Linked DNA regions of Mus musculus: regions 2, 3, 4, 5, 6 and 7 are each linked to region 1. The links are chromatin loops, found by intact Hi-C in ENCODE. Cell type or tissue: left cerebral cortex. All regions are shown on one strand.

The links. Hi-C counts contacts between places; a loop is a spot of excess contacts. Peaks named below come from ENCODE experiments on the same cell type or tissue, not always from the same donor. Only the 100,000 strongest peaks of a DNase experiment are listed, where the experiment ranks them.
Region 2: a loop joins it to region 1, with 1.8 times the contacts of the local background. A loop is called at or near these places in 2 of 42 quality-filtered maps.
Region 3: it touches region 1 in a loop (2.1-fold over the local background); 8 of 42 quality-filtered maps call a loop at or near these places.
Region 4: a loop joins it to region 1, with 6 times the contacts of the local background. A loop is called at or near these places in 14 of 42 quality-filtered maps.
Region 5: a loop joins it to region 1, with 2.2 times the contacts of the local background. A loop is called at or near these places in 2 of 42 quality-filtered maps.
Region 6: it touches region 1 in a loop (4-fold over the local background); 19 of 42 quality-filtered maps call a loop at or near these places.
Region 7: a loop joins it to region 1, with 2.8 times the contacts of the local background. A loop is called at or near these places in 6 of 42 quality-filtered maps.

The regions. Positions count from the first base shown.
Region 1 is chr15:73,830,967-73,834,966 of GRCm38, reverse strand. The region is part of intron 1 of Mroh5 (maestro heat-like repeat family member 5); the gene reads left to right. Gm6569 (predicted gene 6569) reads right to left here and starts at 1,857. Exons shown (of 4, transcript NM_001374241.1): 1 at 640-1,857. In left cerebral cortex, a CTCF peak has its summit at 1,591 (motif pointing left); DNase peaks (open chromatin) are centred at 462 and 1,553.
Region 2 is chr15:74,154,534-74,158,533 of GRCm38, reverse strand. No RefSeq gene overlaps it. Among named protein-coding and RNA genes, the nearest start is that of Gm32918, 48 kb to the left of the region's middle. RefSeq lists an enhancer at 80-3,067. In left cerebral cortex, a CTCF peak has its summit at 1,639 (motif pointing right); DNase peaks (open chromatin) are centred at 935, 1,705, 1,811 and 3,585; H3K27ac peaks cover 296 bases.
Region 3 is chr15:74,399,247-74,403,246 of GRCm38, reverse strand. Gm19859 (a long non-coding RNA gene) reads left to right here and starts at 2,782. Exons shown (of 6, transcript XR_001781685.2): 1 at 2,782-4,000. In left cerebral cortex, no CTCF peak of the experiment used is centred here; a DNase peak (open chromatin) is centred at 1,762.
Region 4 is chr15:74,512,238-74,516,237 of GRCm38, reverse strand. It overlaps Adgrb1 (adhesion G protein-coupled receptor B1), which reads right to left and starts at 42. Exons shown (of 31, transcript NM_174991.3): 1 at 1-42. In left cerebral cortex, a CTCF peak has its summit at 1,734; DNase peaks (open chromatin) are centred at 2, 455 and 1,738; H3K4me3 peaks cover 555 bases; H3K27ac peaks cover 750 bases.
Region 5 is chr15:74,332,286-74,336,285 of GRCm38, reverse strand. The region is part of intron 3 of Gm19859 (a long non-coding RNA gene); the gene reads left to right. Among named protein-coding and RNA genes, the nearest start is that of Gm32839, 49 kb to the right of the region's middle. In left cerebral cortex, CTCF peaks have their summits at 1,969 and 2,174; a DNase peak (open chromatin) is centred at 2,219.
Region 6 is chr15:74,533,930-74,537,929 of GRCm38, reverse strand. All of the region lies in intron 2 of Adgrb1 (adhesion G protein-coupled receptor B1), which reads right to left. Among named protein-coding and RNA genes, the nearest start is that of Adgrb1, 20 kb to the right of the region's middle. In left cerebral cortex, CTCF peaks have their summits at 408 (motif pointing right), 1,993 and 2,198 (motif pointing right); DNase peaks (open chromatin) are centred at 437, 1,186 and 2,136; H3K4me3 peaks cover 429 bases; H3K27ac peaks cover 3,780 bases.
Region 7 is chr15:73,995,666-73,999,665 of GRCm38, reverse strand. Gm32405 (a long non-coding RNA gene) reads left to right here. Exons shown (of 3, transcript XR_384173.3): 2 at 2,098-4,000. Among named protein-coding and RNA genes, the nearest start is that of Gm32405, 2.3 kb to the left of the region's middle. In left cerebral cortex, CTCF peaks have their summits at 2,098 and 2,297; DNase peaks (open chromatin) are centred at 1,013 and 2,261; H3K27ac peaks cover 672 bases.

The DNA of each region.
Region 1 (4,000 bases):
TGCACATCAGCTTACACCCTCACCGCCACATCAATGTGCCACTCTGCCCATCTCCCAAAGTCTTGGACCAGTAGCCCTCATCCTTCACTGACCTGGCCAGCCACCATTCCCGGTGACTGGGAGTCAACTGTGTGATAGGAATGAGATCAGCCATATTGCCTGCCATGGTGGCTCTTTTCACTTAATACAATGTCTTTGGAGGCAGCCACACATGCAAGACATCAGCTTTCCTTCTTATTAAAGGCTGGATGGTATCCCCTGGGTGCCTCATCACATACCTCCATCCATTCGGTCATAGATAGAAACAGGCCGCTCCCACACCCTGGCCTTGTGGAGGTGACTGTGGACAAGGCGTGAGAGACACATCCTGAGATTCTAATCTTGATGGCTTTGGATGTGTGCCCAGAAGGGTGATTACGAGATCTTATGGCAGCGCTATTTTTAATTTTCTGAGGAACCTCCGAACTGTTTTCTTCACTGGCTGCAACCCTGTCACACTTCACCCACCAGGCAGGAGCATTCCCCTCCCCCGACACCCCTGAGTCTTGCTTTTCAGTAGTCTGTCCTGACAGGTAAGAACGGACAGCTTGCCATGGGTGGCTCTGACCGCACAGCCTAGGTTTCTAGTGATGGAGTCACCTGTGCGTGAATCTGCCGGTCAGATGTCTGTCCACTCTGGATGACGTCACCCAACTCCTGCCCTGCTTTCATCGGGGTTTCTCTGTTGATGACTTGAGCGTTTTCTTTTACTGTTTGGCTGTAACTCCTTATCATAGAGAAGTGATTGTCAGTATCTTCCCCTGGCTGGGGTGTGTGCTGGGCAAAGGGGAGGGCTGCCTTCCGTTTCACTATTTCCTCGCTTTGCTGAAGTTTTTTTGCTTGAACACTGTCTTCTCCACCTTCTTCCCCTGGGCTTTTGGTTTCATGGCCAGGGAGGACAATGTCATTTCTCCTGTCCCCTAGGTTTCCTTATAAAAGTCTTGCAGTTAATTCCCAGCCTGACATGAATGTCTCCAGAGGGGCACAGACCCATGCCTGGCTCCTCCGTCAACAATGCAGCTCCTCTGTCCTTCACCCACTGGGCCCAGCACAGTTCATGGGTCTGCCACCCTAGAACTCAGAAACCAAGCCTGGCTTCCCAGAGACCAGGAAGAGCTAGGAAGGTGCACTGTTTCCTTAGGAAGGGGGCAAATTCCAGGGTTCCCGAGTTGCAAAAAAAAAAGAAAAAGAAAAAAGAAAAAACCTGCATCACTGGACACTGAGAGCTGAGAACAGCCAGGGGCTCCCCTGAAGTGGGTCAGGCTCCTCTCCTAGGGGAGCCAGTATGCAAGGGTTTGGTAGTGAAGCCCAAGAGAAAACCACCCACATCTACCCTGAGGAGGTGAGATGCTGGACTCCACCCCACTGCTGGTCCTAGGATAGAGGGAGGTGCTATAGAAGCATCTCACTTCAGAGGCTCCAGGACAGAGTGGCAGGCTCAGTGGAGTCCCCGCCCTCCCATCTCCTCCTCATCCCGCCCCCACTCCAAACCGCAGCCCTCTGATCACAGTCCTGTCTGTGACCACAGCGCCACCTACTGGCTGCATGGGGGGAGCCAGACAGGTGACACATTGAGGCAAGATTGAAAGACTAGCACCCTGGAAAAAGAGGGTGCCACCAGATAGCCTCGTTCCCACACCGGACTTGTTTAGTGGCCTGAGTTTGCATCCTGTTTCTGCCCTAAACAGCAGTGTGACCAATGTATGGTCCTCTCTGAATTTTATTCCAGAACAGAACAGTGGGCACATCTGACCTTGAGAGGCATGAAGAAGTGGCCCCCACTTGACAGGGCACCTATGTCTGGCAGATATTTGGTGGTGCTCACAAGCAGACCAACACAAGCACGGCATAGCCAGGATCACTGCTGAATTCAGGTTCTCCTGCATACCATGGGTGCTTGCCACTCGTACAAAGTCACCATTACAGTTTCCCGCCCACACAGGTATGGTGTACAGCTAAGAAATAGTCTTCGTAGATGGCCTAGTCGGCCATCACTGGAAAGAGAGGCCCATTGGACTTGCAAACTTTATATGCCCCAGTACAGGGGAACACCAGGGCCAAAAAGGGGGAGTGGGTGGGCAGGGGAGTGGGGGTGGGTGGATATGGGGGACTTTTGGTATAGCATTGGAAATGTAAATGAGCTAAATACCTAATAAAAAATGGAAAAAAGAAAGAAAGAAATAGTCTTCGTATAAGGACAATGACATAGCTACAGACCCAGGAAGGAATACGTATGAAGACTTGAGATAATCTGTTTAAGCTTCCTGTGGCTTTATTTAGCAACCAACACACAAAATTCCTAAAATTTCAGGAATCAGAGCCTACTGGGCTGGCTCCCACATACCCTTGGTCAAGGGCCCTAGGCAAAAATGGTTACCAGGGCCCTAGGAGTCACCACACTCAGAAGTCACAGAACCAGCTCTGCTGTGACCTGCCTCGTGAACGGATAGATAAGGAGGTGTCGGCCTCCCTAAACGAACCTAGGGTTTCAACTCTGCCTCTCAGACAGAACACATGGCCTGAGGGCTCATGGGTATCGGGAAGTCTGGACCGACCAGATCAAGGTGTGAACCAGCTCTAAGTCAGCTACGGGACTCTTTCTGGCTGCAGACAGTACCTTCTTAGAGTGTCCTTGCATGGGGACAGCCCTTGGGCCTCATTCACTTGGTTACCAGCTCTGCCTTTCCTCCTAGGCAGGGAAACTGAGCTAGAGCAGTCATGGGGGCTGCAGATCAAGGTCAAAGCTGCTTATAGCAGACTCTGGAGCCAAGGTGATCAGTCCTCGGTCACCAGGGCCTCAGCTGTGAAGAGCCAGGCCCACAGCCTCCAGCCTTCCCCCAGACGAGTGGCCTTTGCAGATGTCGTCCATGCAGTCTCATAGGATGTCAGGGTTGGATTCAGTTCTGCGGTGACCCTAGACACCTGATGGGTCACACCTAGCTGGCTCTTCCATCTTCCACAGGTGCCCCAGCCCCAGCTGAGACTTGTCTTCACAGTTCCATACGAGCAAACCTCAAACCCTCATGGTGTCTGCACACGCTGTCCCTCAGTACTTCCCGGGTCCTCAGCCCAACCTCCCCAGCTGCCCTGCCCCACCCTGAGGCTGGGCTTCCTCCTTTGCCTCCCACACTTTGTGGGTGAAGCTGGGTCCCAGGAATGCCCAAGGCTAAGTAAGCACTGTGACACTCAGCACCATCAGCCAGGACTGGCATTGTTCACATCTCTCAGACTATTAGACTGGGATGGTGGCCACCATTCGGCACCAGAACCAAGAAGCCCCTACCCTGCCCAGACACTATACTGGTGTACTCTTACCCTCTCATCAAGTCTCAGAGCGACCCAGCAGCTTGGTAGATATGCTCCCATTTCACAGGAGTGGAGACTAAGGCCCAGAGAGGTTGAATGAATGACACGGAGCCGTAAGATCAGTAAATGGAAAGGCTGAGTTTGGTGTGGGACACTTTGCCCCACCCTCTACTTAGAGCCTCAGCTGGCCTCAATCCAGGAGCTGTGTCTATGTGGGGATGTTTGCCAGGCATGTCTGTGCAATAGCACCCAGATAGGATAGCATAGCATCTCATGTGTTCAGCTGGAGCCCTCAAGAGCAGTCACAGCCCCAGCCTAGGCTCTTCTGTCACCACAGGGTCCTGGACTCCTATTACAGATGGTCCACTCATACACAAGTCACAGAGAATGCCAGAGGTGTGAGGAACCAAGAGATAGACATGAAGCAGCCTGACTGGGGACACACATCCTCAATGCATGTGTAGACCCAAGCACATATCCCCAGCCTACCATCCTCAGAACAGTGCTGGCACCACAGCACTGTCTCTAGAAGGGTGCTGTGGACACTGGAGCCATTATGACCTCAGGGTGAGGTCAGGGCCAGCCAGGACAGCGCTAGCCTGTTGGTAAGGATAGAGCTGCAACTGGGACCTGTGGGTGGCCTGCTCTGGATCTC
Region 2 (4,000 bases), 320 kb before region 1:
AAAAAAAAAAAAAAAAAAAAAGAGAAGACAACATTCCTGTGGCTCCCACTGCAGCAGCCAGATCATTCCAGTGGAGACTGTAGGTCAGGGAGAGGGTGTAGCCTAGGAGTGAGTGCTTTTAGTCCATATAGCTGACATTGCTGCTGTTCTCAGACTAAAAGGGCCTTGAGACTCCTCACTGGTCCTGCCTGTTGCTTAGGAACCAGATTCTATTCATTCCCAAGGGTAAAGCCCCAGCTAGGCATGTTCTTTGGACCCTTCTGTGAAGGGTCCTCTTCTGAACAGTAGCCTGGGGAGGGGGATGTCTGGGCAGATAGGCAAGGGTAAAGCCAAATTCCCGCACTCTTTTCCCTTCCTGCTTGGAGATGAAACTCCTGCCAGCGAGATACTGAATCAGCAAGGGAATGGAGAGAAAGAGCTGCAGCCAAGGCAATGGCTTAGACAGTAAGCTAGCAAGCCTGGTGATTCCTTTTGGCTCTGCTCAGAAGCAATCAGTATTAAAGGGCCTTTCAAGTACAGGACATCGTGTCATGGGGCCACAGCAAAGTCCATGGGCTCTGTGCTGACATCCCATATAGCAATGAGAGACCAGATTTATAGGAGTGTCCCACACTAGGTGGCCTTCCACATGCAGTGCTGGCCCCCTTGGCCTCTGAACATAGCCACACTATGAGATGGAGACAGGCTGAAGCCCCCCACTCCCAAGCTTGAACCTTTTGCCTATGGTCACTTGGAGGCAAGCCAAAAGCCCTACGATGTGCTAAGTGCCATTTGCAGGCCTAGCTCTACTTTAGGCAGTGGCAGGAGGCAGTCTTGCAGCTCTGGCTACTTTCCAGGCTTCCTGGGATCTGCTGGGAGGGCCCAGGGGAACCATTTCCTCCTGCAGAGCCCCTTGCCTTCTGTGGAGTGCACATTGAGTCCCGTTCTGCCTTCCTGCAGGGTTCCCCCAGAGCATCAAACGAGGTTAGGCAGGTGGAAGCCAATGCGACTGCAGAGCCCTGCACACACAGTGCAGCATAAATCATCATTTAGAGCAGGAAGCCGCATCCCATCTGGGGTTAGGAGGGAAGGCAGTGCAGGGGAGACACACAAAGCAAGAGAGAGGCAAAAAGGGAGGGCTGCGCCAACTCGGGCACGTGCTCACGTTTATGCAAAAACATGCAGGGGTGGGTATTTGAGCAGAGAAATTAAATACCAGTTTTAAATAAATTAATGAAGCACCTTAAAGGTTCTATAGGAGGAAGAAATTTGGGCGAGTCCCAAGCCAAGATCCATGTGCTAAAATAAGAAGAAGAAGGGAAAAAAAAACTTTAACAATATTCTGACATTCAGCTCTGTACCTTAGGGCCATAGGTGATGCTATCAGTAACATCTGAGAGAGAAAAAAATGCAGGTTTAGCCCACTGGCTCATTACAATACTGTGTTTGTTATCTTATTTTTATTTTACTGTCCTATACTTAATAAAAAAAAGTCATGCTTTACGACTCCAGACTGTCCACTTATCTGAGTCACCCTGAGACTTACACCGTATCTACAGGCATCTTGACACATGTCACCGAGGAGTGCCCAGATAGCAGGAGGAAGACCCACCATGGCCTCTGCCTAAGTGAGCCTTGGCTCTTTCCCAGGGGCAGGTGCCCTGAAGGTGGCGCTGCTGCAGGGAGCAAGTGGGGTTGGTTCCCTCTCGCTCTCTCTGCCTATTAATGATCCTTGAATTAGCTCCTGAGTGACCAATAGCTACCTCTTCCATCTCCTTGTCTGATGCACAGACCAGCAAAGAGCCTGTATGCGTTCATACTCAGCCTTCAGTCTGACCTTTAAAATATGTAAATGTTCCTATCATTGCAATGGCAGATGGAAGCCGTGATTCCCAGAAGGGAGAAGCAATCCAGCCCTCCACAGGGCCGTTTGTACGGCCTCGCATGGCAAGGGGGTGTCATGGCTGTGTCCCCCAGCTAATCCAGCTCACAGGTGTGGCTCCCTGGGATCTTAAATCTGGCACAGAAGCAAAGAGCCTAATTGTTCCCTGGGGAACCCTCCCTCTCCCCCTCCCCTCCCCACCTCCGCCCCGTACAGGGTAGAAGAAAAACACAATAAACCTTAGCAAAACATCATCAATCCATCAGCCTGCTGGTGAAGCTGCCGAAGGAGCTTGGTGTCGGGAAGTTATTAACTGTGGAATGACGAGTTCAAATTAATTGGTTCAGCTTTGACCTCTGGTCCCTGGGAAAAGTTGGGAGTGCAGACGACACAGGGCAGAAAATCCATCCAGGCAGACAGAGTAATTGATGGCTAGGAGAGGGCCAGCTGGGTGGTCTGGAAGGAGTAGCGCTTTGCTGCCTGGCTCCCGTCCTCCAAGAAGTCTGTGCTAATGCCAATATGGAGGGAGGTGGGAAGTCAGCCCAGAAGAAGGGGAGCCACTGAAGTCAGGTGGGAGCTACAGGGAAAGAAGTCAGAGCTACAGGGTGTCAGGGGACAGGTGGTGGCCACAGAGAACAGGTGGTAGCCATGTGAGGCAAGTGGGAGCCATGGTAGGTGGAAGGGAGACATAGGTGATAGGAGGAAAGCATTGTTGAAAGATACTGGTCACAAGGGCCCAAGACCTGCTGAGGAAAACATGGAGCCTGCTTTTAGGTTCCTCCTCACCCAGACACAGCTACCATTGGTGCTGCAGGGCCTACAGACTCTTGGTCTGATTCTTTCCCTTGGCATAAGTTCCATGAATATAAGGGCCCAGTCTGCCCACCATGGGTCTCAGATATGCTCTTTCTATGCCCAGCCAGGTTCCTATCCCAGTCTTTCCAGCTTCTCTCTGGTGGCCCTCAGTTCCCTGACATGCCTCTATACCCCATTGTCATCTTAGCTTCTTCCTCTGCCCTTCACCCTGCGTCTTTGGCCACTCATGAAAGCATCCATGGCTTCAATCCCCAACCATTTGCTTACAATTTCCAGGCTGCATCACATTTTGATCCAGTCCATCCTTCCATCAGCTTATTTGAAGTTGTAGCCTTCCATTCATCCCCCACGGAGAGCCTTCTGGAAGCACAGGCTGGACTCCCTTCTGATAGCTACACACCTGGCTCTGACATCGGCTAGCATTTCGTACTGGGGATGAGAAATCAGAGATTTGTGTTATTTTTTGTGCTTCTGTAGTATAATTCTTCTCCCTGACAGTGTGCTAGAGGATGACATACTCCTTCTTGGAATCTCAGAAATAGAGCAGTAACTGGCAGGCCCCTGGCACTCCTCTGATGGCACCGGGGAAGGACAGGTCCTTTGACCTTCCCGCTCCGTTCTCTTTCTGTCCGGTAATGTTACTTCAGCCGTGTTCTACATAATTGTTCCAGGCTGCCAGGCGTCCTCGGGAGCATTTCCATGCGCGGAGCTTCAATTGCTGTTCTCTGTCCACGCTAGCAAAAAAAAAAAAAAAAAAAAAAAAAAAGCTCTCCACTTAAGATTCGGGATTTTCTAATTTTCCCTTAAGATGGGAGGATGGAGCTTAAGGTTGCTGCTGACTTGGTTTTTTTGGCATAGCCTTCTCTCCCTTGTGCCCCCGTGTACATTTAACCCACGATAGCATTCTGCCGTTGCCAACAGCTTCTGCCTCTCTCCTGTCAATTTTTTTTTTTTTTTTAAATCTTGGCTCACTTTCCAAGTGTTTCTGCGCCTGCTTTAGAGAATGGGTGGTATTGTGCACAAGCTAAGGATGTTAGCTTTCCAGAAAGTTCTGGTTTACCTGTAATTCTTTCCCAGTGTTCAAGGAGACAGTGTTCATTAATCAATGTAACAACTTAAAATGCATCATAGGCCCAGAGCATGTATGACACACTCACATATCCATGGAGACCTTTGTGTCCACGGCATTTCTAGGGGACTAGAAGATGGGAGCATTTCTTGAACCTCAGGATCACAAAATTCTCTCCCTTGTGACCCGAGCATAAGTCATCGTTTTCTTTGCTGTGTCCTTTACTCTCTCTGCATATAACTTAGGAGGCTGTT
Region 3 (4,000 bases), 570 kb before region 1:
CCACTATCCCTTGTTGCCTCTTCTGCTGAGTTCAGCGTAAGTCTCACTACCTGGGACAGCTATCCCTAGCTCCTCTGACCTTGTGGTTCTAACAGATACCATTGTATAATTGACTGGGATATCAGAAGTTAGATACAGTACCTGCAGCTCATGATGGATAGTCATGCCCAGGTTAGCCACAGTTAGAGGCAGCCAAGACCCAGGCTTTCTGAAACCCTCTGAGGCCATGGTTTGACTACAGTGAATTTAGAACCCCTAGGCTACTGTGTATCAAAAATATCTCACCCAGTGCCTAGAATGGAAGCCGTCCATATTCCATTGATGTATCTTATTTTGACCTGGAACTCAGGTGATAGGAGTCAACTCTGCCCTAAACTAGGGATCACCATGCAGTGCCCTTTGTACAGCCACTAAACTAAGCTGTGGGGAAACATAGGCTCCACAGGGTTCTTGGTCACACCAGCGGTGCCTTCTTGCCCTCCTGCCAACGCTGTGGTAGAGCCATTCTGTCCATCAAGACAACCCAGACATCAGTGTCCCTCTGTAGCTAGACAAACAAGGAGTGATGCAGTGTGCATGCTATCTCCATCCATGCAGCACCCCTCCCCCCGGTTTCTATCCTGGGGGAGATTACTATCCTTGGGTCAAGGCCAGCTTCATGCCTGGGGGTTTAGTTAGCCTCGACTTGGGTTTGGGTCCTGGCTCCAACATTGCATAGCTTTATATGTTGGCACAATCTCTCCTGTGTAATCCTGTCTATCTGTAGAGTGGAGCAGTCGTGAGCAGCACAATGTAAGGAGATGAGTGAGTCCCTGGGTATAGTGTTCTGGGACTGGGCTGACAGCAGCAAGGGCCAAGGCTGGTGTGGAAGATCAGTGCCTGGTCTCTGACAGGGTTGGACCTTAGAGCCCATGGAGTTAGAACCTGGTCCATAACCAGCTGAGCTAGGAATACTCGGCTCATGACAGTACTGAGCTGGGATCCCACTCCCAGATGTTGAGAAGGACCCAGAAGCTGACCAGCCAGCACCTGATTGTCCCATCAGCTGGTATCCACATGGGCTACCATGGGTAAATGGGAGCTGACCAGAGCCAAGACCCCACCCCGAGTTCCTCACTACCTTCCTGTCCATGGCTTGTTTCCAGAGAGCAGCCGCCCGCCCTGTACCATATTTAAGCCCAGTAATTGAATTGCAATTGATAGTACATGCCGGTTTAAGATCATGCTAATTGCTTCATTTCCCAGAACACTCCTAAAAAGAAAATGAATTTCCCTGTAATATTTGCGGTGGGGTGAAATGACCCTTGTGGAAATCAATCCTCGCTCCATGATGAGCTATGAGTACCAGGGCAGGGGCCACCTGCACTCCTCCGTGCCTGCCTCAGCAGATGTAAGGAGCGTCCCTTGCCAGGGCTGTACCCAGCCATTATCCGGATAAGGGAACAGATATGACTCCCAGGAGACTGGCTTGTCCTGGGTCTTACAGTGTCAGGGTGGCACTAGGGCAAGAACGGCATCCGGGCAGTAGGCACAGGTATGAGGCCTACTCCTCCTGTCCCTGAAATGCTGGAGAGGTCACGGAACCCCTTAAGGAGTAGGAGTGGCAGTGTTTACCTGGCCACCAGCACAGCCCCTGGTGTAGTCCTCAGCAGTGTGTGCATGTCCTTCACGGATATCTTGGCTACTTAAGTGGACAAAGAGTTAAGATAAAGTTTAGCAGTGTGGAGGATGGGAGAGACCAGATGGCAAGCTGGCATGAGGAACCCAGAATCTTCCTGGCACAGCTTTCTGTTCCTTGCACGGTTCTCTAGCTTCATAGGACTACTCTGTGCCTGGATAGAAGTAGGGCCGCTACCCCCAACCCAACACCCACTATTTACTCTTCAGCCACTCACACCACCTCCCCCGACTCCCACTGGCTTACCTGCTCCGAGTCTCTATCTGCTCGCTGTTCATCCCTCCACCTGTCATACACCTTCCTATCCACCATCTCTTAGATTGGCTCAGCAGCACCAGTGTGGCCATTATTTATACACAGAGAGAAGGCAGAGCCTTCTATCAGGGAGCCCTTAGCAACAGGGGATGGGCCATCACTAGAGGGATGGCTCTATAAGAGACAGGGACATCGATTCTGGGCCATCGATAGCTTTTAGGCTCCCTGAAGGTGGTGCTGAGAATCTTCTGTTTTGCTCTAACTACAACTGGGCTGTGTAGGTCCTAGGATCTCTGCATGCATAGAGGCTCCCAGTGAATACCTATGGACCAGGATCTGAGTGTGTAGGCACCAGCCCACCTACCTCTTCTGGGCCTCAAGCACTCCTAATAGGAAGAGGGCCTTTTCCTGAGTTTTAGGTGCTAGATGGCTCCGGGATTGCTCTATTTTATGGACCTAGGCTCCCATAGCATCCCCACTTCCATCAGGATTCCTTCCTGTTTTTACAGGGTGACATGCTGGATGTGTAGCAGATCATCGAGGACTTGACCTTGGTGATGCTAGAAGATGCCATCGGTGGGTACTTGCTTTACCTGAGCTACCTGCCAGCCAGAGAGCTAGCTGTTTGCCAGCTTTCAACATCTCCCTTTCCTTACAGGAGTCAAGGAAGACTCATAACAAGACCTGTTTCCACTGTTGCCCACTGTGGGCTTCCAGTGGGATTCCATTTATTATTACAAATAAGTACACTGTGGCTGTCTTCAGACACACCAGAAGAGGGTGTCATTACAGATGCTTATGAGCCACCATGTGGTTGCTGGGATTTGAACTCAGGACCTTCGGAAGAGCAGTCAGTGCTCTTAATCACTGAGCCATCTCGCCAGCCCCTCACTGGGCTTCTAGAGTGATGGCTCCAGTCATTGCTACTTTGAGTTCATCATCATGGCTGGGAGATGTACAATACAGGATAGCTTGTCTACCCCCAGATGCCTCCCAGTCCCGGTGGGCTGGTGGAAGGAAGGGAGAAATAACTAAAGGCCAGTCAGGTGGAGAAAGAGCTGCTGGCCCAAAGCCCCAGCATGGTAGGTATCAGGCACTTGAGCACCAGAGGACCCCACTCGGTTTCTGATATCTTTTCAGAGTCTAGCAACAAGATCACATACCTACAGAGCTTCAGCTCAGAACCAGCAGAGGCAGTCCCATTACCAGGCACTCACTCCTGCACCAAGCTGTGCAAGCCCAACTTCAGTCCCCGCCCCACCAGGAGTTGGAGGTACTGGTACACAGGGCATCACACTGGTGTTCCCTCATGCCTTGGGCTCACTCCTATCAGGGAATATATAACTGAGTAGTGGTCCCTGATGCCCTGGGCTTCTCATGGGAATGGCCTCCATATTCCTGACAGCTTTCTGAATTTGTCCATTTACTGACTCAGAGTTGGAAGCAAGAAGAAATAAATGGTTCCCAAGCCCCATGATAGGATTGGACATTACATTGGAGGCCCAGATTCCCTGTGCCAACCATAAGCCTTGAGATTAGAACCAGCCTGGGTATTGGGTAGAACCAGGCTTTAAGGGCTGAAGACTGAGGCTGTGAGCTGGCAGAGTGCCTAGGTCTCCTGGGATGCATGTTCCTCAAAGTGGCCATGTAGAGCACCTGCTATCTTCGTGTGTCTGGGGAGGGGAGGACCTGTGACTCAAATGATCAAGTATGTCTCTCAGAGCCATGATGCAACATCGGGGCAGAGGTGTCTGGGGCCCTTTGAAAGCAACCTGTGCCTGGGATGGGTAAAACCCTGTCTGATGAGCTGTGAGACTGTCACCCAGTCATGTCTCTGTACAGATCACTCCTCTTGCTCACCTGAGCATTGCCATGGGGCAGGGCAAAGCATGCCCACCAGTGTCCTCCAGGGCTGCATGGGAAGCTGGTAGCTGTAGAGCTGGGTCTCTGGTAGCCCCAGAGACATACTGAGTTTGAAAATGGAGTGTGCCACAGCCAACTAAATCTACCCATCTGCCTATGGCCTGTGGCCTATGTGCAAAGCCCTTGGAACACTGGCTTCTTTCT
Region 4 (4,000 bases), 680 kb before region 1:
CTGGATCCCGAATCGGGAGCCAGAGACTGCATTACGGATTACATCAGGCTTTATAGAGCTTCCAGATCACACATTAGAGGGGGAGCGCGAGCGGGGGGCGGGTTGGGAGGAGGGGAGCGGGATCACGGAGAAGGAGTGCGACGCTCAGGCGAGCGCACCTAAGACAGCCGACTCCTGCCCCACGCAGCAGGAAAGCCAAGAGTTGGGACTGTGCTCTCCTCCAGGAGCAGGGGAGTGGCTGCATCTGGGTGACAAGTGGTGGACCAACAAACGGATGGTTGGAGAAGAGGAGTTAAGGGCTGTGCACAGACCAATAGGTGTGTGGGTGGTGGAGGCAGGTGAATGTAGGTAGAGGCTGTCGGGAGGGTTGATGGATGGACAGGTAGCCATCAGGGTCAGGGTCGGTGGAATTGCGGAGGCGGGTGAGGGTGAGCAGGACTGGAAGAAAGTGGATTTGGTGGGTGGCACCATGGGGAGGGCTACATAGATGGGTGGGCCACGCAGATGGAAGGATGATGCATGCATAGGTGGATGAGTGGGTGGGTGGGTTGGATGAGTGATGGGTAAAGAGATGGAGTCAGAGGCAGGGACTGGGGCCCTTCCAGGGAGAGCAGGGGTGGGGCACTGAACCACTTCATTTGGGCCTGACCGGTCTAGACTTTCTGTCCTGTGATGCTGAGAGGAGGGGAGCCCGCCAGGGACAGAGTCAAAGGGGGGTGGGTTTTAAAGTGTCCCTGCCTGCCAGTTTCCATCCATGGGTGGAGAGAGACCTCAGTTGCTTTGTCTTCCATCATAAGATCCCTGGTTCCTCCTCTGTTAGGGACCCAAAGGGGTGCCTCTCTCTATAAGGTATGTTCACCCATACATCCCAGGACAACAATGGATGTGACCCAACACATATGTAGGCCACAATGCCATGTTTCAATGTCAAAAGATTTGACACTCTAGGTCTAGGCTGACAACAAGAGTCCTGGAAACCCTGGCCTCAGAAAAGTTGCCTTGTGTTCTTTTCCACCAAGATGCTTCTGCATCAGACCCCTTGCTCCTGTTTCACAATTTGTGATTTGCCCTGAACTCAAAACCTTTTGTACAGGGCCCACTACTTTGCACACTTTAGCAGACCAGTGGCAGTACCATTGCTACCCAAGGACACATGGGGTCCGGATGTTTGCATCTCTCTTCGGAGGCCACTGTCAACAACAATACAAACTCACAGCCACTGTCAGCACTCTCCCTGCCAGGTGTCAGGACCCACACTGCTGTCCTGTAACTCCCACTAAAACATCTTATCAGTTCCATCAACATCACAGTCAACCTACACCTCTCTCTCTCTCTCTCTCTCTCTCTGTGTGTGTGTGTGTGTGTGTGTGTGTGTGTGTGTGTGTGTTGGGAAGCACCTCAAGCCAATTAGATACCCAGGCACTGAACGTGGTACTCTGCATACCAGTTACTCCTGCAAGGCCTCACCTTGCAAGGGTGTCCTGAGGGACCGAGAGCAGGACCACACTAAAGCCCAGACCATCCTATTCGTCAGTACCCTGTTCACTTAGGCTTCTTGAGAAATGCCATTCTTCCCAAGGTATTTGAAATCCCAGAAAGGAGGCGGCATACCTCCCAGGAGACCTCTCACGACCCTCATCTGCTCCTGCTGGGCCTCTGAATCTTCCAGCCCCTGGAGTTTAGTTAGCCCTGCTTTGGCCTTTTTTAGCTGCAGTAACAGCCTGTGGTCACCAGGGGGCCTCTGATATCAGGCCAAGAGACAGCTGAGCAGCAGCGAGGCTGAGTCAGGATCCAAGCACTTTCCACACTTGTTTCTTGCTGATAAGAGAAGACAGCAGAAATCCCTGGCAGGGATCTGGGGATCTGACCTGGAGGCTCTTGGGGCAAGGCTGAGACCTGCTTGGCCTGGGATATCAGGGCAAAAAGGGGATATCCTTCTGAGGATAAGGGGCTAACCGTTCCTCTCCCTGTGTGGGAACTCATTCTTGCCCCTCTGACTGCTGCTCTCTGCAATTTTCCCTCACCCAAGTTTCTGATTCAGAGTCCAGACGGTGCAAGGTAAGACCTCAATGGGATCCCCTTCTATCTTTGCAGACGAGAGCAATGTCAGAGGCAGGGAATGCCACCCTGAAGCAGCCACATGCCAAGTCAACCACAGCCTCAGTTGTCCTGGTCCCCCTGTGAGCCCCCTCCACCAGACACAAGTAACTTGAAACAATTCCTCCAGCCAAATTGTTTCAGGATCCTACAACTTTAAGCCAGGGTGTTTGCCACCAATAGCTGTAGTTTACAGCCAGTAGCTTTTCTCCCAATACCCACACTAGCCTAGATCCACCAGGCACCATTCTATACCCAAATCTGTTTCCTTTCAAGTATACGGTCCTTGCTGAGAAGCCTTGAGTGATCTACTGAGCAAGCCCCAAGTGGCTGGATCCCAACCACGAGTCTCATAAAACCAGAGAGAATGAGACTCTTAGCTTGGTGCCTTCTTAGCGTCAGAAAACAGAATATGGCCACAGTTAAACTCAGCCATGACATTGAACTCACCAACCAGAAACTCTACTCCAACCTAAACTCTGACGCTAGTCGGCCTGAGCCATGATTCTATAATGATCTCATTATGCACTGGAGCAATAATAACACCTCCAGTAAGCTTTGCAGTTAGGGCAGAGTGCTTCCATTCTAAAACTCAGCAGATGCAAGGCCCTCCCCTCCGCCAGCTCCGCCCCGCCCTCCACCAATACCCTAACTCTCACCTAGCTCCCCTCTAATACCACTGCACTGTGAAAATGCCAAGATGGAATGTTGGAGGAACTGATGCTAAGAGCAGGTTTGCCTTAGCTCCCTCGTCAACGAGGCTCTGAATTCTGAGACTCTCCTAGGAAGCCTCATTGGCCTCCTTATGTGGCCCCCGGTGTTTCACAGATACCTCTGCCTCAGCCCAGCCATCAGCCAAGCCATATTTTGCAACCTCCTTGGTCTCGCTGCTCAAGGGACTCTGTTCATGCCTGGGTCCAGAGAAAGATGGTGATAGACCTTCCAGGTTCTATGCCTTGAGGCCATCCAGGGCTAATGGCAGCCAAGACAATCAAGGGGTTCCAGGAGCATTTGCCCAACCACTCTGTTTTTGTGATGCACCTCAGAATTCCTTCATCATCTCTGGTACCACCAATCTACCGCACAGACAGACTGGGGCCTCAAGGGTACTTTGTGGATACCATCCCTACTCAGGGCAAGCAGTTCCCTAGAGGTGATCACCTCACAACCACCATCCCAGGGCTCTGGGCCAGATGTGTGGAGAAAGGAGTCTGGCCTTTGTAGCCCTCTTTCCCATGTCCCCCTTTCCCCCAAATTTCCCTCCTTAGATCCCAAGGTGACGAAGGGCAGAGAAGGCTTGGCCTTTGGGTCCCAGCATCAAGGGAAGCATCTTAAACAGTCCTACTGTGATGGTGGCAGAGCCTGGTGTCCACTCTGTCTGGCTTGCCCCACACGCCACAGTGGCTAGAAACTGGAAATGTCACTTGTGGCCCGAGGATAGAAATTCATTTTTTCTGTCATTAAGTTCATTTAAATGTAAAAAGGCTCCTGTGTCACATAGCTGGTGCCTGCTGTACTAGACTGGTGTTCTGGCTGGGGCTGGGGCTACCATACCCCCTCCTCACAGGCTGCAGGGTAGAGTGCCTGACATTTGTCCTTATCTCTATCAACCCTGTGATTTCAGGTGGCTGAGCAGGAGCATCCCCAACTCTCTTTCCCTTTCCCATCCAGACCACCAGGTAAGGGTACGATACCTTCCTGAGTCCTACAGCCGGCTGGGCTGTGTCCTAGCTTCTCTGTCTTCCGGCCCTGTGAGTTCAGGAGTATTTCTCACTTTATCTGTGCTTTATCTGCTTCATCTGCAAACAACAGCAGTGATGCCTCCCAACCACCCCGTGTGATCTATGACAGACCCAAGTGAGCACATGGGTTCTCTGGTCCAAGTGGGGGTGGGGCCAGGGAG
Region 5 (4,000 bases), 500 kb before region 1:
ATTTGAAACTCATGGACATCTGCCTATGCACAGACACTAACATATCTCCCTCCATATCAGGCCTGAGAACTGAGAACAGGGTAAGTAGTTAACGGTTCCTGCTTACCACCACCCTCTGACCCCTAACCTCTGACTCTTGACATTTCATATGGCCTATCTCCTCTGCCAGAGTGTTTAAAAACTCATAGAGACAAGTTCCCGTCCCCATCGGGCCTTCTTTCTCTAAATAGACCGAAACATGATGATTTCATGAACAAATCCAACCATGCATTATACATTTTGAATTCTTAAACTAACAAAGTGACTTTGGATCTATAAACGGTGCCAGAAATAAGTATCCCATTTATTTTTGCCTTTGGAGCTGTTCTTCTGTCCCTGTCTGCCCCCCAAGGCCCTGGCTCATTTTGGCAGGGCCTCGCCCAGCATGCAACAGAGATGAGGTACCCTCAGAACTGCAGGTACCCTGATTCTGCTGCCATCCATCTCCACAGACCTTCCCGAGGTCCCTTCCAATGGGTACATGAGGGTGAGTCCTGATCTTGGCATATCCCTGCCTGCCCTCCCATGCTGCCCATTTACGTGTGTGCCTCACTGATTTCTGGAAGGGACACAAGGTAGTATGGAGGTGTCACCCCCCAGAAATTCTGCCAGGATCTACCCAGGCTAACACCCAGGGTTCACCAGGTCTGGGGCAAAAATGGCTTAGTTTCAAGCTCAGGGTCTATGTGGATGACAGTAGAGGCTGATAATCAGTGTTTTGTCCCCCCAAACCGCTCTTCCACTCTCCTGCTGTGGCTCAGGCTGTCACAGATGCCCCTCACAGCAATGAAGAACGTGAGATTCCAAGGGACCTCTGATGTTTTGTTCCCAACATGACAGGGAGGACCCATTATGCGACAGAATGGGAAAGGCATGGTCTGTGTTCCACAGTGAACAATGAAAGTGTCCATTGCTCATCTCCACATCCGACCTCTCCTCAGGAAGTGGTTTTGCTAGGGCCTCACATTTGAGATTAGAGCTTAGGAGGGAGCGGTCTTTACTCCCCCAGCAAGAGGCATTGTCTTGCATTTGGCTGGAGTTTGGAGTGAAGACATGAACCCAAGGGACAGAATCTGACCTGTGGCTTTCAGGGATGTGTGTTTGTTTCAGGAACTTTCTGGAATGGAGCAGAGCCTTAGAGGAAGTTGGACTGGGGATGGTCTAGGGGCTCCTGGATGTATCAGTCTACCCCTATGCACAGAGTTTCCTGACAGCATCTACAAGTGCAGTGAATGATTGAAGATTGGTGCAGATGGATGCAAGGTGCAGGAGGATGCATGGTGCAGGTGGATGAATGGTGCAGGTGGGTGCATGACACAGGTGGATGCATGATGCAGGTGGCACAGATAGGTTCATGACACAGGTGGATGCATGATGCAGGTGGCACAGATAGGTTCATGACACAGGTGGATGCATGATGCAGGTGGCACAGATAGGTTCATGACACAGGTGGATGCATGATGCAGGTGGAGGTGCTCATAGGAAATGCTTCCTGTCTGCTCTGGGTTGAGGTGTCCAGCCCAGCTCTTTCCATCCTCTTACTGGCAGCTCCTGAGAGTCTCTGGAGTAGCTTCTCAATGTCAGCTGCTTTCTGAGCACCCAGCCTGGCCATCCCATCCTCAGCACAGTTTTTTCTGCACACATGATGTTGTTTGTATAGCGTACTCCTCCCATCTACCTTCAGAGTTCTGGCTACAGGGACCTGGCCAAGGCCCTGGGAGACAGAAGCAGATGGAAGCTGGCCAGCAGGGTATGGATGAAAGGACCCAAGGGAACAAAAGCCTCATGGGCCTTGGAGCAACCCATGTGGCAGACTAGGGAGACAGCAATGTCCCAGAGCCCAGCTTTCTAGCCTATTTGAATCTCTCTTGTGGCCAAGAAGGCATGGGAACTGTCCTAATAAGAGCCTTCACTGTGCAAACAGCCTATTGTGTTAGTCCTATTCCTTGAGACAATGCCTTCTCCTGAAACACTGTGTTCTGGGAGCTTCAAGTCTCCTTCTAGAAGTTTCCCTAAAGACCTAGGCCCTAGAGGTCCCATAAGGGCCAGGCCATCTGGACCTTTTCCACAATCCTGGGCAGCTGGGAGCCAATGCTGTCCTTGTGCTGATCCTACAGTTTGTTATTCCTAGATTATCTGGCATATGCTTCAGAGGGAGAGCTTCACTCTTGACAGCTGAGGGAGCTGTGGGTCCATTGTGGGTGAGAGCCATTGTTAGAGGCAGAGGGCTGGCTTTCATGGGACTTGAGCCCCTGGACCCAGAAGCCCAATGTCTCCATCTGTAAAGCAGACAAAAGTTGACAATGGATCCCCAGTCTAGCCTTGAGTAGACCAGTCTCCATCTTGATATGGACACTCCCTGGAGCCTGAAGGATAAAGGATACCATGGAAGTTCTTGTTTGTTTTTTTGTTTGTTCACATGAAAGGTTTTTTTACTGAGAATCATCTCTCTGACACATCATTTTAGACTTCAGGGACTCTCCCCTCCTGAGGAGGAGGAGGAAGAGAGAGGAAATAGGGGATAGAGACAGTGAAGCATAGACAATAGCACTGAGAACACAGTAAGGATCAGGAGAACACAGTAGGTTTGCAGGTGATTAGTAGGGGACCCTGCTGGTGGGGTGCCTCTCTGAGAAGGCAGAGCCCTGAAACCAGGTGTGTGAAGACCTAATAGGCCACGGATCTACAGGCTTGGTGTGCAGCTGTCGTGGGATAATGACTGTGTTGTGGTGATGAGGAATATGGTGGTAACATGATGGTGGTAGGAATCACGGTTATAGGGACAACAATGGCTATAAGTAGTGTGTGGGTGAGAATGAAGGATGATGGTAGTAGGGACAGTAAAGTGGTGATAATGAAACTGATAATAGCTGTAGTTGTGGCTATGATGTAGTGGTGGTAGTGATGGTTATGATGGCGATGATGATGGTAATGGTGGTTATGATGGCAATGCTGATGGTAACGGCAATGATGGTACTGATGATGATGGCTGTGATAGTTATAGTGCTTATAATGGCGGTGATGGTGCTAGTGGTCATGATGGCAGCAATGATGATAATGGTCATAGAGGTGATGATGGAGTGTGGTGGTATGTAGCCATGGTGATGGTGGTTGTTGGTGGTGATGGTGGTTGTGATGATGATGGTGGTGGTGATGATGATACTGGACATGGTGGTGATGGTGATGATGTTAGTAGATGCTGGTGGTGGCGGCAGAGGTGATGGTGTCAATGGTGAGTCACTGGTGGTGATGGGGTAATGGTGATAATAGTAGTTCTGGTGTTGACAGTGGTAGTGATGACAGTGATGATGATATCAGTAGTGATGGTGATGGTTGTGATGACGGTGCTGGTGGTGATAGTGAGAAGATGGTGGTAGCTGATAGTGTTAATGTGGTGCTGGTATTGGTGCTGCTGCTGCTGGTGATGGTGGTGGTGGTGGTGGTGGTGGTGGCAGCATACAGCCAATTAGGAGGTGATGGTAATGATGGTGATAACAATGACTATGATCCTGACCTTTGGGCCATAAAAGCTGTTCTTCAGTCTTAAACACAGTGGCTCTGTGCCAAACACTGTGCCACTTACTGACTTCTAAGGCCTCCTGCTAGGTAGAAGCCAGTACCTCTCTATCTTGCCAAGTAGGAGACAATGGGGAACTGAAACGGGCCACCATTTGTTATTTACTGATTCACATTGGAATCACTTTTTGGACACAAGGACCTTTACCTCCAAACGCCTGCTCCTACCCAAAGCTTCTGGTGAAAACAAGATCCCCTTGCCTGTCTGGGCTTTGCTCTATGATGCCCACCATCAGCATCTAGCCTGGGCTTTCCTCACATGCCTACAGAGGCGTGGGCACGTTGGTCAGGTTTGTACATCACCTGACATCAGAATTAACCCCGACATTAATTTGCTAATGTATAGTGTGAAGTGGGTTGTACAGCCTGAGCACTTAGGGTGAGC
Region 6 (4,000 bases), 700 kb before region 1:
TGAGGTTGTTGTCTTCAAACCCCCGAGATTGTTCCTTGGCATTCCTATTCAGTTGAGGTCACTGCCAAGGTCTCCACATCTTCACTTCAGAGCCAGGGTATGGAACAGCCACTCCCATTACTGGTAGCCTGGAACCTCCCTTAGACTACAGATCCGCCCACCTACTGGGCAAAGCAGGTCTAGGCCACTCTGAGCTGCCAACCTGGTTGGCACGATGGTAGAAAGAGGCCCTGTCTGAGCTGAGAACTTAGAGATGGTGGGTTCCAGAATGTGCACGAACCTGCCTGATGGCCCCATGGATCATGGTCATCTCCCTGGGCCTTATCATCTGCCCAAAGAGCCCAAAAGAGAGGGTTTGGAAAAGACCACCGCTAGAGCTGGCCCAGCGTCCCTTGCTTGTGCTCAGATGGACCAGCAGGGGGCGCTGGGATACCAGTGAGTGACTGGCCCTCTAGTGAGTGAGCGCTCACTCTTCTGAGATGGGTAGGACTCGGAGGGCCACCTTCCAGGTTCCTATGCCTCTTGCAGAGCCCCCAAACCTCCAGTTCTGCCAAGGTGCCAAGCTAGGGAGTCAGGGTTGCAAGATCTGAGTAGTAGCTATATCATCAATACCATCTTCACCTTCACCCGAAGGTCCCAGGGATGGGGTCAAGGGCACAACTAGGGTACAGGAAAAGATACACCATGATACCCCCACCAAGACAAAGTTGAGAGCAGCAGGCAGAAAGTCTCCAGCACAGCCTCACATGCATAATAGGAAAGACAGGACAGCAGCTGTTCACAGGACAGGCCCAGGTGGCCGCTATGAGGCCGCTGGTCACATGCTTTAGCTCAGGACAAGCAGGAACAGCTCAACCAGGTCAGACTCTGGGTCTTGAACCAAATCTGATTCCTGATCTCAGCCCCACCCGCCAGCCCAGGAAGGCCACCTGCCAGGACCAACCATGGTTCAGCATTCTAGCCTCAGGAGTCTCACCTGCTGCAGCCATATTCCCACTGCGCGCTTCCAGACAAAGGAGCCAGGAGTCTCTGAGGCAGGCCCAGGGTGGGGTCAGGGTTCTGTATCCTGCGTGTGCCCCCTCACTGCTCCAGCCCAGCCCCCACAAGGAAGCCTGAGTGATGTGAAAACTGGCAGTGGGTGGGAGAGAGGGTGTCCAAGCTGGGCTAATCGGAGGATGCCACTCAGTTCCCATGGCAACTACTGCAGCACACAGCCTTTCAGGATAGACCCAGGTTAGGCCTCAGCTGCCAAAACACCCACTATTTCGGGGCTGGTTACCTTGGTGACCCAGGTGGTGAGGATGTGGGAGGGGGAGGGGAGAGAAGAGGTGGGGCATATCAGAAGCTGGGGGAGAGGGGACCCTGTGACTGAGGATAGATGCCCTCCTCTGGCCCAGCCCTGACTCTGGTCTCACTAAACCCTGCTCCAGGTCATACACTGAGTCCTGGCTGTGGTTGTATACTAAACCCTGATCCTAGACATTTACTGATTCTTCGCCCTGGTCACAAACCAGCATCTGGCCCTGTACACTTGTCCCTGATCCTTGGATGCTAGGCAGAGGATCCCGGATCCTCCATTACATACTGGGCCCTGATCTCAGCCACAGACTGATTCCCCAACGTGGCCCACACTCCTTCCACTAATGAATGTTCAGAAAATGGTAACTGCTGTTTTTATTATCATTTTCATTTTTAATGTGTGTCCTCACACACAGCTGACATGATAAATGTTGGCCCAGACTGAAAGCATCCATGCCAGAGGGAGCTTTAGGAAGGAAGAAGCCCCGGGGCCAGTGAAGGGCACAAGGGGACACAGAGGTGCGTCTGGGCTGGGTGGGCACAAGGGGGCAGTGAAGGAGCAGGCAGGGCTCAGGGGTGGGCTGCCCCTCCAGGCCCGGAAAGAAGCTGTCATTCTTCCTAGCTCAATGCTTCCTCTGTCTGGCGGCCTCATTTCCATCTCATTACAGGCATGAATAGAGCCAATTATCGGCCAGGCAGGCCGGCCACCCAGGAGGGAGGGTGTGTACTGAAGAGGCTCTGGTACTCTTCCCACCCTAATGCCCTGGCTTGAAGGTGGTGGGTTCCCCTGATCCTGCACCCCAAGTGGGCCGAAATGGGGAGAAGAAAAGAGATCCCTCCTCCCCCAGCCAGTCTCTCCCCAGTTCCTGGGATCCCCTTTGGAGGAGGGGAATCATGCACTTCCAACTTCGTCCAGCAGAGGGATCCCTACTCCAGCAGGTCGAACAGCAGAGCTTTCCTGCACATTGCCACTTGGCTCACCAGACACTCATGGCAGATCCAGGGACAGTCCTGGCCCAGAGGGCTAGCAAGACCCCTGCCCCCACCCCTACCCCCACCCCCCAGGACCCAGCTGGAGCAGGACTGTCACAAAGTACTTAGACACTGGTCCCAACAGCTGAGTCTGGAGCTCCTGGACCAGGAACAAGGGAGACACTAAGGGTACAAGCAGGGGCTGCGGAGGAACCTGTCCCTGCAGCCCTTCACTGGGCAGATCCTGATTCAGCCAGCTGCAAGCTGCCAGCAACTGTCAGGGTTGGCAGGGAACAGCACTCAGATCCCAGGGTAGATGGAGAGAGCAGTTACCAAGTCTACTGTCGACTGTGCAGCCCTGGCCTCCCTGATCCCCCATAGCCACACAGCCCCCTTAGGCAAACTCTACAAACGAGTACTGTCCCAACCCCAATTCTCAGGGGTGGGAAACAAGGCACTAGATGAGCAAGCAAGCCACATCTGTAGGAAATTCCTGTTGCTGGGTGTTCCCTGTCCTGAGATGGGGCCTATTTAAAGGCTCAAAACATTTAGTCTATGCTGGAGACCTTAGACAAGTGGCCTCTGTCCTCTCAGTTAGCAGAGTGGGTGGCAGAGGCTGCTGACCTTCCTCCCATCATCGTGGGAGGCATGACCCAAGTTCAGGTCACAAGGACTTCTTGCTCCTGTCCAAGCAGGTGCAGTTCTGGGACAGAGCTGAGACAGGTGACACAGTATGAGCTAAGGCACATGGGAATTTCCCTGTGGGTGATGGTACTCACCACATCCAGCATTTCCACAGGACCCTATCCTGTTCTTTCCTTCTAGGAGAGTTGTCTATGATGTGCACTTAAGCCTGCTTTCTATATTTTTCTAAAATGTGTGTGTGTGCATGTGCACACGAACACACACACACACAGAGCCAAGATGGCAACAGAATCTTCATAGTGGACCATGGTACCTCTCTATTACCCTCGTCACCCCTACAAACTCCAATGAAGCCCAAACCACACCTAGAGGCTCCCCCTAGGCTCAGCCTCTACTGCTACACACTGCCTCACCTCCTCTTGGGTGTCTTGAGGGACAGAGATGCATAGAATTTGGGGGAATCCCTGGCCAAGGAGAACCAGGGCTGCAGGCACAGTGAGGGGATCTGCTTTAGTCTTTAGGAAGTCATGAGCCCCTGGGCATTCCAGGGTTCCTAGGACGGTGTAGCATATGTGCACACCCTGACTCAACCAGGAGACTCAACCCAGCCTTCCACCTCAGGCAAGTGCACACAGACACATTTAGCAATGCATACACACTAGGGCTCAAATATATGCTGGAATGCACACCCACAATAACACTCACAGGAATACACTCACATGAACATATACATCCAAGGATACTCACAGGGAAACACAGGAACACAGTCATGGGAACACATGGGAGGCACAGGACACACTCACTCACAGGGACAAACTCAGAGAGATATACAAGGGCTCATGGGCCACACTCACAGCAGCACACGATGACACACAGTGACACGCAAGAACACACAGAGACACACTCACAGACTCCCAGGAACTCCCAGGCCCCACCCCCCAGAATCCTGCTTTTTCATTATCTTACATGTCATTTCTGCAATAATATTCTTTAATTAAAACATGAATATTTAAAGCAGCCCTTGAGAAAAAATGATTCATCTCACCAGCAGCAGAGACATGAGAGAGATGGAGGAGGAAACAGA
Region 7 (4,000 bases), 160 kb before region 1:
GTCCTGGGGTTCACTTTATCACCCTGAAAGCTGCATTCTACTGAATGTCACTCAAAGCAGGGCTTGGGCTCACAAAGAACAAGAATTGCACCTGAACATGCCAAGGTCTTCTGTGTGAAAGGGCGCAGAACTGTTGGCCTGAGATAATCTGTGTCCTGTTATCACCCAACCTTGCCCCTGATGGACCCGTTGGAAGTGGTTCTGCCCATTGTGTAAAGACTTGAGGGGAGTGAGATTGCATGGCTATCCATCCCTCCAGGAGATCAGAGCACCTCAGAATCTGTTCCCCCATGCACCCCGTTTCCTCTGCCACCACCTCAGCCTTGTCTTGACTTACTGTTCCCAGCCCTGCTCCTCCCAGGGATCCTAAGGAAGCTACAAAAAAAAAAAAAAAAAAAAAAAAAAACAGAACCTCTCATAGATGCTGAGCACCCCCAGCTTCCTGCCCTGTTTACTCCCACCCCCTCCTACTTGGGGCATCACACACAAATGCACCTTGAGGAGGCATGCCCTCAGTACACTGCTTAGAGCAGGGACCCACCCTAGATCCAGGATTATTGTCCTTGTTGGCCAACCTGATCCAGGAAACGTAGGTACTGAATCCTGCCAGCATCCTGGAGCCTTTCAGTGTGGCCCTTCCCCTGGTTCTGACAGAAGGCACGGCTTCACTGCAATCTTCCTACTCAGAGCCCACAATCTCCATTTGAGGGTTCCTCCCTCTTGGCTGAAGACCCTGCCCAAACACCAACTCACTCCATCAGCCAGCAATAGCTAATGAGACCATCCACATCGAGACACACAGAGGAAATGAACACAATGGGGCAGGCAGGTGGACCAGGTACATCAGACCACGGGTTTCTCAACAATGCAAGGGAGTGTCCACCTTGATCCTTGTTCTAAACAATGAGCCTTGTACAGCCAGAAATCGAATCAGAGGGAAAATGGGCAGGAAGTCCAAAGGGGAGGACAGCTATTGTTCCCAGAAGGAACAATGGTGGTAGCGGAGGTTCGGGGAGGCGGGGCTGGCAGCTGCTGATAGGTTGAGACTGCTTTGTATACACAAAGCCATGATGGCTGAGCCAGGAAGAAGGTGGCAGGGTAGAGCCTTGAGGACTGGATGTAGATGAAGCTAGAAAGAAAAGAGCTGAACAGAGGCCAGATTACCGAAAGCTCTGCTATGAGTAGGGGAGGCAGCAACTCCAGAAGAGCCGTGCCTTAAAATCTAGGCCAAGAGAAGCAAACTCCAAGACTCAGACCCTGAAGCTCATCTTGCTTGGAGTGATCACATGTTTCTACTATATATTGTGTTGGGTAGCCCAGCAGACCTGAGTTCTAGCATTACACCCAGCCAGGCACTTACTTGCAACCCTGCAGGCAGGAGGAGATTCGTCCTCAACCAATCTCTTCAATGTACCCAGAGACCAGTGCCCCACAACCTGCTTTCCCCCCCCCATTTCTTACACCCAGACCCAGCACAGACCTCTATAGACCATGAATCAGGCAGTTGGATGCCAAGGACATGGGCACATCTTGGAACAGGACCAGAGCTACCAGCAGTCCAGTGTCCACTGAGAATCTTCACCCCTGTACTGCCCCTGGGGTGCAGCTTACTCTTACAGAAGCCAAGTAGGAAATCATACTGTCTCTGACTTCAAAAACACTTTGAAAACTGAAAATTACTGCCAAGCTATTAATACAGTTTATCTGTAGGCGCCCCGTGTTGTAGATAAAGCGCTTTGACCTTCCCGGTACCCGGAAAAGATACCGTGGTAAGCCGTTTCCCTGCCAAAACCACAGTTCCCCAGCACTTAATCGTATTCCCAAGGTCAAATATGAGGGGAGGCAAGGCTGGCCTAGGCCACTCTGGACCTGCTGGGGCTCCTGGGGCCCCATCCACCCACTGACACCTGCAGGTCCTCCTAGGAATGATCCTACCCAGCGCCCCTGGCTGAGCCCGCACCTTCCTGGCTTCTTTTTCACAGCCTGGGTAATTGGCATAAGAAGCACAAATACTTTGTTCAAATGCTGGGAAGTGGAAAATTTTCTAATCTGTCAGGCAAAAATCTCCCTTTCTCCTTCTGCTTTTTCTCCCGACAGGAAAAGACTGCATTTGGAGCCCTTCAGATGCAGATGTGTGAAGACTTTGGAAGCGACAACTGGGGGACTATGCGGCTTCTATTGATTGGAAAAACACACAGCCCGGGCCCTTTGCATATCACAAGTAGCATTTTTTTTTTCTGGGTTTGAGCAGGTTTGGAAAGTCAGCCGCGGGGCCTCAGCGCCCCCTGTGAGCCGGAGACAGTATTGCAAAGGAGCAGGGACAGGCAGAGGCTGAGGTGGCTGGCTGGAAGAGGCAGCACCCTGAAGGATAGGTGAAAGGCAGGTGCACTCACTTGGTTTTCATCCATTGGAACGCTTGGGAGAATCAACTCACCTTCTCTGTTGTCAGCAGCTTATGGCCACTCAAACCCTTCTGACCAGGACACATGCCCAACCTCCCAGAACCAATTAGGAAAAACTGTAAACTTGGGGTACAGTCTTGAGCCTCACGAACAAGCTGTGTGATTTGAAGGCCGGGAGACTTCTCGATACACCACCACACCACTCCCACTCCACCTCATGGTAGGTACTAGAACATAAGGGCCAATCCGAGGATGGCCTCACAGACCATCCGAATGCCTTTGCCTGTACCAGCCTCCTTGCATGTGATGGATGGACAGAGCCCCTCCCTGTTGCCTCTGAGTCCCATCAGTGACAGAAAAGGTCACACAACACCAAAGACAAAAGGATGCCCCTTGTGTGAACAGGTATGGCCCCTGCCATCTCCTGGGACCAGGATCCTTTGATGTGAGCTCCTATGTTTGTGGCTCTGCCTGCTTGCATCTGTGGACAAGCAGGAACAGAATCCAGATGTGCCAATCTCCAGGCTGAAAAAAGGGGGGCTCTCTGCAATGGTTCATCCCTGGGGAGATGCAGGAGAGTTCAGGAGCAAAGCAGGTGTCAAAGAGGGTCTGGTCCTTGCTGTCTGAACGTAGGCCCCATCCAGCCCCATCAACTCCTGAACTACTCACTCTCTCCCACCCCATATGTAGAGCTACCAAAGGCCAAGGACACAGAGTTAGGATCTAGACTTGAAGTGATTCCTCTTGACATATCATGTGGACCTGGGCCTACCAGCTGTTCCTTTGGAGAACTAGGTCTCTGGCACTATACCGTGAGACTAACATCAAGGGTGCGTGTGCTGGTAATCGGAGTAGGCATCATGTATCAGCTCTGAAAGATCGGGTATCTGTGTACCTCTCTCTATGCCCTGAGGCATCTCTGGCTCTCTCATGGGGAACTAGGCTGAGAGAGACCACAGCATGCAGGGGTGACACGAGATAGCTAGAGTGCCATTCTCTATGGCTCCATAGCCAGGTATAGCACATTGCCACAGCAGTCTGCCTCCCTTTCTTCCAAGGGGTATTCACAATATTCCCAATTCTTTATCTCCTTCTAAATGGCTTCCCACAGACCAGACAACCAAGGGCATCTCTAGGCTTCTGCTCGTTGACAGAGAACAAGCCTGGGGTGGCAGACATGATGATCAGAGCAGAGCCCCAAATGGATGAGGGGTAACCTGTGGATAACATCTGTGAACAAGGTCAAGGACACCACAATATCAGGATGTGGGAGAGGCACGGAACCCTACCAGACAACGCTTAAAACTAACCTTGCCTCTCCACCCTGAGTCCGGTGGGTGAACCTGACCCAGGATTGGATTGGAGGGTGTGTCACTCAAAAGGCCCTGGAGGAGACAGGAAACCTCAGGGGAGCAGAAACTCCCATCTGGGGGTGGGGAGGAGGAGGCTGGAAGGGCAAGGGGGCTGTAAAGACTCCCAAGTGGAAGGTAGAAGGGGTGAGAGCTTATGTTCTAAGCAGATGTGGTTGTTCCCTGGGCTGTGGCTCTGTGGGAGAGAAGGCATGAGAAATAAATCCAGTGAGACAGCATGAGCATATG